Regions from separate parts of the Homo sapiens genome. Here region 1 is linked to region 2. Evidence: chromatin contacts called from ENCODE Hi-C or POLR2A ChIA-PET data. All regions are on one chromosome and are shown on one strand. Each heading gives the region's core, a stretch centred on a gene start or an enhancer-like site at or near the end of the contact. The rest is flanking DNA. Distances are from core to core; before and after follow the strand shown.

The links. Hi-C counts contacts between places; a loop is a spot of excess contacts on that map. ChIA-PET counts read pairs that join two places held with the same protein, here RNA polymerase II (POLR2A). Pooled maps may share reads with other maps.
Region 1: a map of K562 shows a loop between it and region 2 (3-fold over the local background). The contact joins two enhancer-like sites. A Hi-C loop is called at or near these places in 6 of 168 maps with a recorded cell type or tissue (CD4-positive, alpha-beta T cell, CD4-positive, alpha-beta memory T cell, HepG2 and 3 more), 1 of 37 single-sample maps with no recorded cell type and 11 of 50 pooled maps. POLR2A ChIA-PET finds 5 or more read pairs at or near these places in 5 of 52 experiments (HEK293, OCI-LY7, Panc1 and 2 more).

What each region holds. Positions count from the first base shown.
Region 1 is chr7:25,071,844-25,078,564 of GRCh38, reverse strand. No RefSeq gene overlaps it. Among named protein-coding and RNA genes, the nearest start is that of CYCS, 50 kb to the left of the region's middle. Within about 2 kb of position 4,969, at least 2 of the 41 ENCODE cell types and tissues checked have a DNase peak (open chromatin) inside an H3K27ac peak, as active enhancers do.
Region 2 is chr7:24,905,578-24,912,801 of GRCh38, reverse strand. All of the region lies in intron 1 of OSBPL3 (oxysterol binding protein like 3), which reads left to right. It also overlaps the pseudogene SNRPCP19. Among named protein-coding and RNA genes, the nearest start is that of OSBPL3, 71 kb to the left of the region's middle. RefSeq lists an enhancer at 1,973-2,122. Within about 2 kb of position 1,526, at least 4 of the 41 ENCODE cell types and tissues checked have a DNase peak (open chromatin) inside an H3K27ac peak, as active enhancers do.

The DNA of each region.
Region 1 (6,721 bases), core at 3,720-6,219, 160 kb before region 2:
AAACATCATATTTCACATAAAATTTTGTGAAAGATTTAGCAGAGGGAGTTCAAGGTTGCCTTAGAAAATGGCACTTCCTAAAACTGCTCCCACAAATCAGATTTTTCTTCCCCTGTTGAAATCTCTGTGGTCTTGGCATTGTGAACATCCTTCTTTAAACATCTTCCCTTGCTTCTTTTTCTTCCGTGCCTGCTTCTCTAATCACTCCAAGGGTTTTTTCACCGCCCTCTTTCTCATCCCAATCCTTAGCCATGGAAAATCCCTGAAATTCCTTTTCTTGCCTCTTAGTAATCCCCAAACCCTTCCCATCTGTCCACTCAACTCTCCTATCTAACTGATGCTTCACACATAGTAAATGCTCATCAAGTTTTGAATGAATGAATGACTGCTAAATCTCACTCAATCCCAAGCTCCAGTCCCTCTGCAACTTCACACTCAGCACATCTGACCTACACAATAGGTCCTGCTCCTCCCTACCTAGCCAGTTGGTTTTTTATCTTCCAGTTCCTGTGAAAGACAGAAATGTTCTTTGTTTTTCCTTTGTTTCGGCTTGCCCAAAGCCACACAAACTCATTAGTACCTGGCCCGGGATCTTCTGACTCCAGGTCTGGTGGGGCTCTTGGCTTCTACTTTCAATCATCCAAACTCGGAACTTTAAAGCCAGTGTTGGTTCATCTCCATTACTCCTCCCTCAGAACCATCTAGTCACCAAGGCATGGTGCTTCTGTTCTTAAAATGTCTCTCTCTTTTTTTTTTTTTTTGAGACAGAGTCTCACTCTGTCACCAGGCTGGAGTGCAGTGGCACGATCTTGGCTCACTGCAACCTCCACCTCCTGCGTTCAAGTGATTCTTCTGCCTCAGCCTCCCGAGTAGCTGGGACTACAGGCACGTGCCACCACATCTGGCTAATTTTTGTATTTTTAGTAGAGACGGAGTTTCACCATGTTGGCCAGGATTGTCTTGATCTCTTGACCTCCTGATCCACCTGCCTCAGCCTTCCAAAGTGCTGGGATTGCAGGCGTGAGCCACCACGCCTGGCCAAAATGTCTCTTATATATCTTTTCTTTCTTCTCCATCTTTCTGGCCACCACCTCCATCCAGTCCTAACACCATCCCCTGGTGACTGGCCTCCTATGACAATCTTTATCAGCGCTCTATAACTCTGGCTGTCCTTAATCCATCCTGCACACTGCCACCCTCCCTTTGCCACCTCCTTTCTCTTCAACAAATTGAGTTTTAGGCCCAAGAGAGTCTTTATAGATTAGAAAGCTCAACCCATTAATTAAGAAATGAGAAAGTGAAGGTCCCGGGAATTAAAACAACGTGTTCAGGGAGTCACACAGCTAATCATTCATTTCCTACACAAGAGCTTTCCATGGCTCCCTAGTCTCTGCTTCGTGGATGTTCAGCTCTATATTCCATTCCTTTTTTTTTTTTTTTTTTTTGAGACAGAGTCTCTCTCTGTGGCCCAGGCTGGAGTACAGTGGCGCGATCTTGGCTCACTATGACCTCCACCTCCTGGGTTTAAGCGATTCTCCTGCCTCAGCCTCCTGAGTAGCTGGGATTACAGGCATATACCACCATGCCCAGGTAATTTTTTTGTAGTTTTAGTACAGACAGGGTTTTGCCATATTAGCCAGGCTGGTTTCAAACTCCTGACCTCAAGTGATCCACCTGCCTTGGCCTCCCAAAGTGCTGGGATTACAAGCATGAGCCACGCTCCCAGCTTGTATTCCATTCCTTTTCCCTCTTCTGCCTCATTTTTTTCCCCAGAACAAGCCCACAATGGGGCAGATATAAAATTCAAAAAATCTACCCGTCTCAGTACTAGAAAAAGATTCATTTTTTGGAGAGAAAGGTGCAGGGCAAGATTCTTACTTCCAGGAGACCAGATTAAAATGGCCTGGGGAAGGGAAGAGAGAATAACTCAGAAGCCCAGGGGAGAAATGAGAAATATTCAACACAAAGGTGGAAGGTAGAAGAGACGCTGCTATCACAGGGCAGAAGAGAGGCTAGGAACCAACTTCCTGGAGCTGCTCCTGTCCTGTTCCCCATATCACACACCTCTGTGCCTTGCTTCACACAAAAAATAAGCCATTTTCCTGCAAGCTTTTGTCTTGGGCTCTGCTTCTTGGAAATTCAGACTAAGACAACCTCTCACCACAGGCCACTCATCACCTGTGAAAATCTGCAATTTAACAGTCTGAACATATATAAATTCCACAGAGGAGTGAGGGCCTAATGACTAAGGTGGACAAACAGAGGCAGAGGAAGGATTTTCCTATGAGTGGGACAGCAGTGGGCTGTCCCACCGATAAGAGTGTTTTAAAATAGCCAGGCGTGGTGGCACATGCCTGTGGTCTCAGCTACTCTGGAGGCTGAGGTGGGAGGATCACTTGAGCTCAGGAGACGGAGGTTGCAATGAGCCGAGATCGTGCCACTGCACGCTAGCCTGGGTAACAGAGAGAAACCCTCTCTCAAATTAAAAATAATTTTTGAAAAAGGGTGTTTTTGTTTACCTGGGAGACTTGAGTCACATCAGAGTGTCTAACAATGTGATTTATGGCAGGGGCTTTGGGCCACCTGGTATCTGTTCTACCTCCAGAGCGGCTGGAAAATAAAGGACAGCCTTTAGTCTATGACACACCGTCTGTGTGATCCAGCCCCAGTAAGAACTCTGGACATGAAGACTCAGGTGAGCTTCCCTGGTTGGCAATACTCCGTGTATATTTCAAACATCATTGCCAGGAAAGGTAGTGATGTCCATGACTCCACTGAGAGTAGACAACTGGGAGCTCCATGTTTGAAACTTTCTAGGTGATATGGTTTGGCTGTGACCCCACCCAAATCTCATCTTGAATCATAGCTCTCATAATCCCCACGTGTCCTGGGAAAGACCCAGTAGGAGGTAATTGAATCATGAGGGCGGGGTTTTCCCATACTGTTCTCGTGACTGTGAATAAGTCTCACGAGATCTGATGGTTTTATAAAGGGCAGTTCCCTTGCACACACTCTTTCGTGCCTCCACGTAAGACATGGCTTTGCTTCTCCTTCACCTTCCTCCATGATTGTGAGGCCTCCCCAGCCATGTGGAACCGTGAGTCCACTGAACCTCTTTTTCTTTATAAATTCCCCAGTCTCGGGTATGTCTTTATTAGGAGCATGAGAACAGACTGATACACCTGGACTCTGCCCCATGTGTCTCTTCTTTTCACTGATTCTAATCTGTATCTTTTCACCATAGTAAACCAAAACAGTGGGCATAACAGTTTTGGTGCATTCTGTGAGTGCTTCCAGTGAATTGTCAAACCCAAGGATAGTCTTGGGGACCCCCTGAACTTACAAGTGCTATCAGAATAAAAAATGATCCTCTACGCTGTCAAATAGGACAGACTAGGGAAGCCAACCTGTTGTAGGAAAAAGGGGAAGATGAGTAAACGATATTCTTCTGTCAGATCTAGTTGTACATTTCTTTCTGTGTTTGTTTCAGCTAGATGCCACCAGGCTTGTCACAGAATTCAGAGATTCGTTGTACCTATGACGAGGCCAAAGCATTAGAGATAGATCAGGGAGGTCTCTGTCCTCAATGCGTCTTCACCCCATTGTGGGGTGAAGCTGGGAATCTCTCTTAGGAAAAGGTGAGTTGGGAGGTAGGTGAGTGAAATGGACACTTGGAAGTTTTGACAACTTTTTCTCCATGTGAAAATTGTTCCTCGTTAATCAAACTTGAAAAATCTGAGTAAGCTAACAGGTTTCCTTATTAAACTCCTTTAGGCTGAGGACTCTGTCTTAGTATTTCTGCGTTCATAGCACCAAGTACAATATACAGCATAGGGTAAATTCACGGTCATTCTAATTTTTAAATTAATCATTTGGTATGTAATTTCATATAAGGTAAAAAAGAGGACTTCTGAACTTAATCTGAAAAGATGTCTCAATGTATTCTTACAAGCTCACCTTTGTTTGATGCTAATTTTAATTTTTCTGATTTGATTGAAAAAAACATTTTGAAGAAAAAAGCACCCATAATATCCTCTTATTATGAAAATTTTCTATATTATTATGTAGCCTCCATATTATCTGAAATCCCTGCTGAATATTCTGTATCGTTCATAAATATTCTGTATAGTTTGTAATCAAAGTATGCCTAAAGAAGATAACGCTGGTGCTGTGCAGAAGACAGTTTAGACAGTTGCACTGTTGATCAGGACCCAGTAATAGAGCCAGCAGACAGAAGAACCTGAGTCCTTTAGTCATCCATGGAGGAGAGCCCCACCATCCTGGAATACCCTGCTGGACTGATATAAGCATCAGAAACTCGATTTTTTTTTTTTTTTTGGCTGTTACATCTTGGTTCTGTTTATTATAGTAGTTGAATCTACTCTAATAATGCAAAAATTGATACCATGCTAGCCAGGTGTGGTGCCATGAAGAAGGGTACTGCCATAAGAAAGACCAAAAATATGTGATATCGTTCAGGTGCAGTAGCTCACGCCTGTAATCCCAACAATTCAGGAGGCCGAAGCAGGCGGATCACGAGGTCAAGAGATCGAGACCATCCTGGCCAATATGGTGAAACACCATCTCTACTAAAAATATAAAACTTAACCAGGCGTGGTGGCGGGTGCCTGTAATCTCAGCTACTTGGGAGGTCGAGGCAGGAGAATCACTTGAACCTGGGAGGCGGAGGTTGCAGTGAGCCGAGATCATGTCACTGCACTCCAGCCTGATGACAGAGCAAGACTCCATCTCAAAAAAAAAAAAAAATGTGCCATTGGCTTCACAGTTGAGCAGCAGGAAAGGAAAAAATAGTATGCTATAAATCTGAACATTCTAAAGTCTATGCTGTCAACCACACTGCAGAGCCAAAATAGGGCTTCCTGACTCACTCGCTGTGAATGGTTACAAGTGTGCTGATACTTTGATGCCCTCTGCTTTCCAAGGGAACTCAGAGTTCAAGGTGGCCAAGCTCCCCAGCCTGGCTGCCTCCAGCCAAGAGCAGCCTCGTGTTTACCACTAGTGAGCCATTTAAATACTAAATAAATATAAAGCATTTTTTTCATTCCTTTTGACTGAAAAAGAAAGCAACCTCTGTAAACTCTCTTATAAAACCACTCAGACTTTTTTCTGTCTTGAGTTATATAAATGATTAAAAACCCTAGCCAATTTCAAACTAGTTTCTTCTCCCCCTTTTTCCCCAACTTCCTAAATCAAAGACTGTCAAAGTCAGCATATATCATGAGTCTCCTGTATTAAGTAGATTACTTTTTTTTTCTGCCCTGCTTAACTATAATCACAGGTAGCATGAGAATTACAAGGAATTTCATCACTGAATTTCCTTTTCAAAAATTTACTTAAATCAAGAATTTGTGGTTACCAAGAGTGACAGTAGGAAGTGGGGTAATCCATGCTGTCTATACAAGTAGGGCATATTATTAATGCGCTTTGTTCCAAATTGTGAAAACAGGCCAGCTGGTGAAGACCCAACAACAAACTAAGGCCCAGGTGGGTCAAATTCCAAACTTGAGACATGGCTAAGACATCGATTTTTCTTGGTTCAGTTGTATATTCTCAAGGAGCTCTCATATTATACCTTTTTAAAAAGTGTATGCCTTAAAAAGGATTAAAATGGCAAACTTTGTTATGTATATTTTACCACAATTTTTAAAAAGGTATATGAGACAAGAAGCTTTACTTCTGACCTGCCTATTCCCAGATGCATAGAATATCATAGACTATCAATGTGAGAACCTTAGAGATTGCCTAGACATTTTGATTATTAAGCACTGGATATTTACTCATTTATACCTCAACTTATTTCAGGAAGTTCAAGGCAACTTAAAAGCTATATAAAATATAGTGAGACAGGCCGGGCACGGTGGCTCACGCCTGTAATCCCAGCAGAATTTTATTTTGGGAGGGCTGAGGTGGGGGGAATCACTTGAGGCCAGGAGTTCGAGACCAGCCTGGCCAACATGGTGAAACCCTGTCTCTACTAAAAATACAAAAATTAGCCGGGCATGGTGGCACATGCTTGTAATCCCAGCTACTTGGGAAGTTGAGGCAGGAGAATCACTTGAACCTGGGAGGTAGAGGTTGCAGTGAGCCGAGAACATGCCACTGCACTCCAGCCTGGGCGACAGAGCAAGACTCTGTCTCAAAAAAAAAAAAAAATATATATATATATATGTGTGTGTGTGTGTGTGTGTGTGTGTGTATAGTGTGTATATATATGTGTGTATATGTGTGTGTGTGTACATATGTGTGTGTATATATGTATATATAGTGAGGCAATATAAAATAGAAGTAGTAGGTAAGAACTTTATAATTATTTTGATACTTTCAAAAATTACCATTTTTAAAAGATAATTTTCAAAGTAGGATAGAATCACAACATAAATTCATATGTAAAAATTAAACTGTATATTAATGGGGAAACTGGTACAGAGATTGTAAGCAGTTTAAGGGAGAAGTTGAAAAACAGACATATTTACAGATCAGGAATATTGAAATGACTGTTCAGATGGAAGTAAAACTGTCCTCTTCCTCTGTGGAAGAAGGAAGCCAGTTGAACCTCTACTATACAGGACAGAATTTGCTTGTCCATAGATAAGAAGTATTCTGCGTTGCTACCAATACCAATAATCTACAATGTACAGAGTTACAAAATGGCTTCCACATACTCGAAATCAGATAACCCTCAGAGGGGTGTCCTATAGAG
Region 2 (7,224 bases), core at 277-2,776:
ATCTATTGATGAAGAAGTGTCACGGTCACTTTGTTAGAGGAGCATGTGGGATGGGATGTACATTGGTATGGTCGTCTTTGAAAAATACATCTTCCACACCCAGTAATGATGAATCAGAACTGGCATCAGCTTGCTCTAAGCCATAAATAAGCCTTGACGTCTGCCTTGGGTCTGGAGACTGGGTGCTTCTCATTTTCAGGAGCTATGATTGTCATTGTTCTGTGCTGGGGCTGTTCTGTCTTTGGGTGTGAGGATGGGAGAGTTGCCTTTTGCATAGTACTCAGAGTTCTTTGATGAAAAACGGTAAGCACAGAATGGTTTATTAGAATGCCCTTAATGTGCTAAACTCCCTAAATCAATGGATGTCTGCAGTGAATCTGCAACATAGGGGAATATGCAAGGAAGATCAAGGCCCTGGTTGCTGAATTTGATTTTTAAAATTAATTTGATGGAATCCAGCTTAGAGTTTTAACACATTACTTACATCCCACATTTTGACTTACATTTTCTGATTTGTAATTCCTATGAACTATTATTTTTTGGTAACATTCTTACTAGATGTAAACTCCTAAAGAATTAGGATCTATCTTTCCACAAATTTTTAAAGTTTGATAAATGGATACTTGAGAATATTTTCTTACTTCGGAGATAAAATTTAGTAAAAACCTTCTAGTAGCTAGTGTGAAGGGGAGGGAACACAGGTTATCAATTTGATAAACAAATAACCTACTACCTACCGTGTCAATTAAGAAAAAACAAAAACAAGGATGAGACAGTCTTCAAATTGCTTTTGATCTATACACTCTACTGGAGAGAATAAAATAACCATGTCATTGTTAGCATTGGGAACAGAGGTGCTTTTAGGTTTTTCTTGCCTTTTAGCTCTAGTCTACCAGTAACCACCCCACCTTTTTAAAACCTGTTTACTCTGCCTTTTCCTTTTATGTCTCTCTTTTTTCCAGTTTGCACTAGTTTAAAAGTGTCTCAGGTTAAGTTTTTTGCAGTAATCTTTCTTTCCCCTAGAAGTGAGTAAAACTTCCTGTATCCCTTTTTCTCCCCACCTATGTTCCCTAAATTAGTGATTCTCTTACAAGGAATTATTATCGCCCCTGCAGTTTTGGAAGGATACCTCCAAAATATATCTTGGGGACTTCGATTTATAGAATTTGGTTTAAGCTTAGATTCTGAGTCCCAGGGTTATTTTTAGTTAAGTGGACAAACAAACTTGAAGTGTGTACATCTGATACATGACCCACTAGGGTATTTTGTTTCTTGTTATTTGAGAGTGTTCAGTTAGCACTTATAGAGCATTACCCATTGTTAGCTGGCTGTTTACATTTCTGAAAAGATGATAAGTTGATTTTTGTAGGAAATAGGGAAGTTTTAAAACTTCATGCTCACATTTCATAGTAACTCAATTGATAGTCTTTTTAGATAAGTAATGAAATGCTGCCTGTGGTTGCCAATTGTTAAAACTCTACCAAGCTTCCGCAAGCAGTTGTCGGTTAAGGGAGCGTAATAACACCCACTGATAAAATTCAAACCACCAGATGTTATTTTAAGTTCTTGGGTGGTGCTATCTTTTCTTACCCTTTAAACTGCTAAGTCACATCCTGCTTTGCATTTCAATTTGGTATAAATTGGATGCAGCAGACATAGGTCTGGCATAAGATGCTCAAACAAAATTAAATACCAAAATTAAAGAAGGCAGTTCTGTGGAGTAAATCTGTCATTTCTGGATGCAAGATTATGTTAGAGCAGTGGCTCAACCCTTGCTGTGTATCCAAATCACCTGGGAGTGTCTCAGGATGCCCTTGCCCTGGCCTCATCCCCAGTGTCTGGACCAGTTAGTATGAAATGGCACCAGGCTTTGGGATTTTGTAGAAGCTTCCCAGGGTGATCCTGTCACGCAGCCGGGGTTGAGAAATGTTGCAGGAGGTGCCCCTCCCGACCCAGCTCACAGCTTTGTCCTCCATGCTTCTCTCTACCTAGTCAAGCCCTATCCACATCTTCACGGCTCCCTGCAGGCCACCTCTTCCTAAGCTTTTTCTCACAACTCCAGCCCCACTGAGCTCTTCCCTTGTGACTGCCCATAGCACCTACCAGATGGCCCACCCTGGGGTGTGTTCTGGCTTGTTTCATTTGTGACATCTTATCTCCTTGATCACAGTGGTTTCCTCCTTGGATTAAGTTTCTGTCACTTAGTTTCCATCACTGAAGGGTTAGCACAGCAGTGGACACATAGTAGTTACTTTATAGGATATATACTGAATTGAGTTTTCATCAGTGTGCCTGTCTTCTTTTTGCCACCTGTCTTTCCACTGTAGCTTCCTTTATTAGCCCACATTTATTCATAAGTATTTCTTCCTTGTAAGGTGTTGAAGGACAAGTAAGAGTAGCTAAGCTGCAGAAGGAGGAGGAAAACTCAGCCCATTTCTGATTTCTCCATTCAGGAATGGAGGAGTTGTCATAGGACCTATGGACTCATCTCTCTCCATTCAGAACATTGATTCATCCTGATCTGTAGTGACTCTTGGGACCACGTGGGTGATAAATGCAACATGAAAGGGGCTGGCTTGCTGGAGAAGGTGAAAATGATTTGAAGATTGGATGTCTACCATCTATCCTATTTTGAGCATTTGGGATTATTTCAGGCCAGGGTAATACACACCTTCAAATTGAAAATAGTAGCTTTCGGCCAGCCACGGTGGCTCACACCTGTAATCTCAGCACTTTGGGAGGCCGAGGCAGGTGGATCACCTGAGGTCAGAAGTTCGAGACCAGCCTGACCAACATGGCGAAACCCCATCTCTACTAAAAAGTACAAAAATTAGCCGGGCATGGTGGTGTGTGCCTGTAATCCCAGCTACTCATGAGACTGAGGCAGAAGAATTGCTTGAACCTGGGAGGCAGAGGTTGCAGTGAGCTGAGATCTGAGCTGAGATCACGCCACTGCGCTCCAGCCTGGGCGAGAAAAGCAAGACTCTGTCTCCAAAAAAAAAAAAAAAAAAAAAAAAAGAAAGAAAAAAAAAACAGTAGCTTTCCTTATTTTGTCAAATAATGAAAAGGATTCTTACTGCCATAGGTTCCTGTTTCTGGCACAGGAAGCTGGCCAGGACAGAGGTGATTGGCAGCTTTCTGTTAAGACGTACAGAGGTGACCTAAGGTTCCTAATTTGAAGGCATGCCAGCTTCTTAGGGCCAATGTTATTTGTGCTATACCTGTGTAACTGAGAGATTCAAAAATTAGGTAACTTTAACACGATTAAAGTTTATTTCTCTCTCATGTAACTGTTCAGATATTGTTATTCCTTGGCTGGCATGGTGACACTATGGTCTTCAACCAGTGTGTCTTTCATTTCTGGGTCCAGCTATCACCACCTCCCAGCTCTCAGGAATGGGGAAAGGGCAGGGAACATGTGTATCTCTTTTTAGGACCATGACCTGGAAGACAAACAACTCTGCTCACATCTCATTGGCAGCCCTTAGTCACAAGCCCCTACCAAGCGGCAAAGAATGCTAGAAGTGAAAGCCTCTTATTAGATGCCCATGAACCACATTAAAACTCGAGAGTTCTATTATTAAAGAAGGGGAGAGTGGATATTGCTGGATAACAAGCCAAGGCATGCATGCTAACTTACCAAAATATCAGATCTATCAGTTATCACCCCGTTCACTGGTTTGGGTAAAAACACTCTAAATGTCAAAAGAAACCTCAAATGTATCATGAGTTCTGTGAAGTCATGGTAGAAAAGTAGAGAACTTGAGGGGGATGTTTGATGTCTCTACTTTTTGGGGAAAGGTAGACCATGTGCTTGAAAAGGACACGCAAAGTAACTACAGCACAGATAGTGTTGATAAGCCGAGTTTGGTTTGTGGAGCAGGCTCTTGCCATCTTTTGAGGACAAGTGTGTTTGGCAAGAGATTTGCTAACTTGTTTAAGAGAGTTGAACTGAAATTTGATGGGAAGGAAAAAACGTTAAAACTTGATTGGCTAGAGAACAACCGGCAGAGCAAAGATAAAAAGACCAATAACAGAGGAGGAGAACATCAGTAATTTCTTTTTAAAAAAGCCTGGGCAGCTGGTTGGTAAAATACCTGCAGCTCTTTGCCATTGTGCAGCTTATGAGAATGAAGCAAAATAAACTTGAAACATTAAAACTTGGATATAGATAGCATCACTGGATCTGTCTCACCACGGTTAGCGTGGTTCTCGTGACTAGAATATGATTTTAGAAGGGGATGTTTTACTGTAAAGAAGCAGTCTTGGGGAAATCTAGACCTTAATGATGAATCCCTGGGTAAAGAGGGCATGGTAGGGAAGAAAGATTGTAATAGGATCAGTATTATGGATGGCCAGATAGAGGCTATGGAGGGCGCTTTCTTCTCAGAAACTGAAACTTTAGAATGAATACCACATGTGCTGATAAAAAGGAGATTCAATCAGATAATCACCCACTGGATGTTTCATTCGGCTAACTTCTGATAAACTCTTGACTTGTTTTGCCGATCATTTAATTTTTAAGAAGACTGAAAAAATAATGCAGAGAATGATAGCTCTGGGTTTCTTTCTGAGCCAACAAGGAAGCATTAACTAGTGATAGAAAGTGGCAGGAACCAGGAAATGAAATCCCCAAAGAAGGATGCTTTGGGCATAACATCTCTATGGTACTAGAAATATTTGAAACAAGTCAGAGAAAAGAGAGAAATGATGTCTCTTGTGGCCAAAGACTTAAAATGGCAAGGAGATCTCACAAGGAAGGAATAGCTGAAATATTCTGAAATACATAAGTAATCCCAAATGATTCCAGTGAACAGTAAAGACAGAAGTCTCCTATGGGAATAAATAAATGTGCTCACACTGAGAACTCTTTCCTTGGCTCAACAAAGATTGCTACCAGTCTTTGTAAATTACTTTCCACAGAATGTAGAGGTGAATAAAATGCAGTCCCGAGTGAGATATAGACCCAACATCTAGCAGTCAGGATATGAAGAGTGAGTCAGAGTGCAGGAAACGTGACTAATACTTTCAGGTAGCGCAAAAGGAAAGCAGAGTCCAAGAGGAAACAAACGCATTTGGGGTGGGAGAGGGGTTGAGAAAAGGCTTCATGGAAAAGGCAATGCTGAAAGTGATCTTCGGAAGATGGAGGACTTTGCCACAGACGGAAGAGAGAAAGTGGGTTAGGAGGGTGCTCCATAAAGAAGGACTCACTAGGAGAAAGGGAGAGTGCAGAATACAGGGTATGTATATATGAGTTGTTAGAGATGAAGTTTGAGTGATAACAGCCAAAGTGTAACTGAGTGATGTCTGGCAAGGACTATGCTGAGTGTTTTACATGCATTATTTTAGTCAATCTTCACAAAACCCTGTGAGGTTAGTACAGTTATTCATGCCTGCTTTCACATGACGAAGCAACTCAGACATTTAGCCACAGAGTGAGAGGTAGATCCAGAGTCCAAAACCAGTGAAATGCAACTATGTAGTGGAGGGTTTTGCCTGCCAGGCCTTGCTATTTTACTTAAGCTTGTAGGCATTGGGAATTTGGAGCAGGGGAGAGCCTGGCGATAAATTGAACTAGGGAATGGATATAAGGATTGAAGTGCTGGGAGAGAAAATGTGGAGTCAGTTGCAGGGCCTAATGGTGGTCTAAAATGGATAGGTTGTTTTGAGAATAGAAGAATATAAAACACATTGGGGGGTGATGAGGTCAGTGTCAGGGAGAGAGAGAATCTACACTACTGGGGGCTCTGGGAGAGGGAGTTTGGTTGGATTAATAGAGGGTGGGTATCTTAATCAGAGTCAGGGAAGCCAGTGGCAGGTATTAATATCAGCATGAGGGAGTAATGAGCATAGGCTTGCTGTTCCAGTGATGAATCCAGGGGCCAACACCAGGCTGGGGACTGGAGTGTGGGGGTAGGGAGCAGTGTAGAGGCTTTACTAAGGTAAGGGGCCTGTAAAGATGATCAAGAGCTGAAGTGCATAGAGAGAAGTGGATGAGGGACAAAACTTTGGTGACTGCCCATGGAACTGGGAGAGAAAAGGAGACAGTAAGCAACACTTTAAAGTTAAGAGGTATCAGCACTCCTGTGTTCACAGAAGCACTGTTGATGATAGCCAAGATGTGGAAACAACCTAAATGTCCATCAACAGATGAATGTGTGAAGACACTGTGGTAGGAACAGAGTGGCCAATGGCCTGGAGAGCAACATGTCCATGTGTGATTGTGACTACTGCAATAAATACCTCACTCATGACTCTTCATCTGTGCAAAAGATACTCTACAGTGATATCTACAAAGAGAATATGAAAGACTGCTGTCAGAATGGGGTGGAAGAGCAGCTCAGAGCCTGATGGACGAAACAATGGCTGCACTTCAACAAGGAAAGGTTCCTCCTACTCCATTCTCTGCCTCTCCCCAGCAGGGGCAATGATCCCACCTCCTCGCAAGTCTCCCGGCTCCTCTTTGCCCTGGTATGATGCCTGCACCTCCTATAAGTGGCCATCCCATGATGTCAGTGATGGGTTCTCCTCCTCCTGGGATGATGCCAGTGGGACCTGCTCCTGGAATGAGGCTGCCATGGGAGGTCACATGCCAATGATGCCTAGGCCTCCAGTGATGGAACCTCCTACCTGCTCCGTGATGATGCCTGCTGAGCCCAGAATGACTCACTATGCAGATGAGGACAGGAGGGAGGCCTCTTTATATTAGTTTCCTATTACTTGTTCTGCTTCACCAGGAGATCATGGTGCTGTGACTCTGGGTGTTTTCTTTTTTTTTGAGATGGAGTCTGACCCAAGCTGGAGTTCAGTGGTACAATCTCAGCTCACAGCAACATCTGCCTCCCAGATTCAAGCAATTCTCCTGCCTCAGCCTCCCAAATAGCTGGGATTACAGGTCCCCGCCACCACACTTGGCTAACTTTTGTATTTTTAGTAGAGACAGGGTTTCAACCATGTTGGCCAGGCTGGTCTTGAACTGCTGACCTCAAGTGATCCACCCACCTCGGCCTCCCGAAGTGCTGAGATTACAGGCCTGAGCCACCACGCCTGGCCACTGGATGTTTTCTTAACAGCATGGCAAGGAAGACTTACGCCCTCTTCCTATCAAAGAGAATAGTTTTGGAGCCCACACTCATCAGTATGGAGTCATGACTCTTAGCCCTGGACGCGTGTCAGAATGTCCTACGGAGCTTATTCCACTTCAATCATGGACTCTGGGCTGGG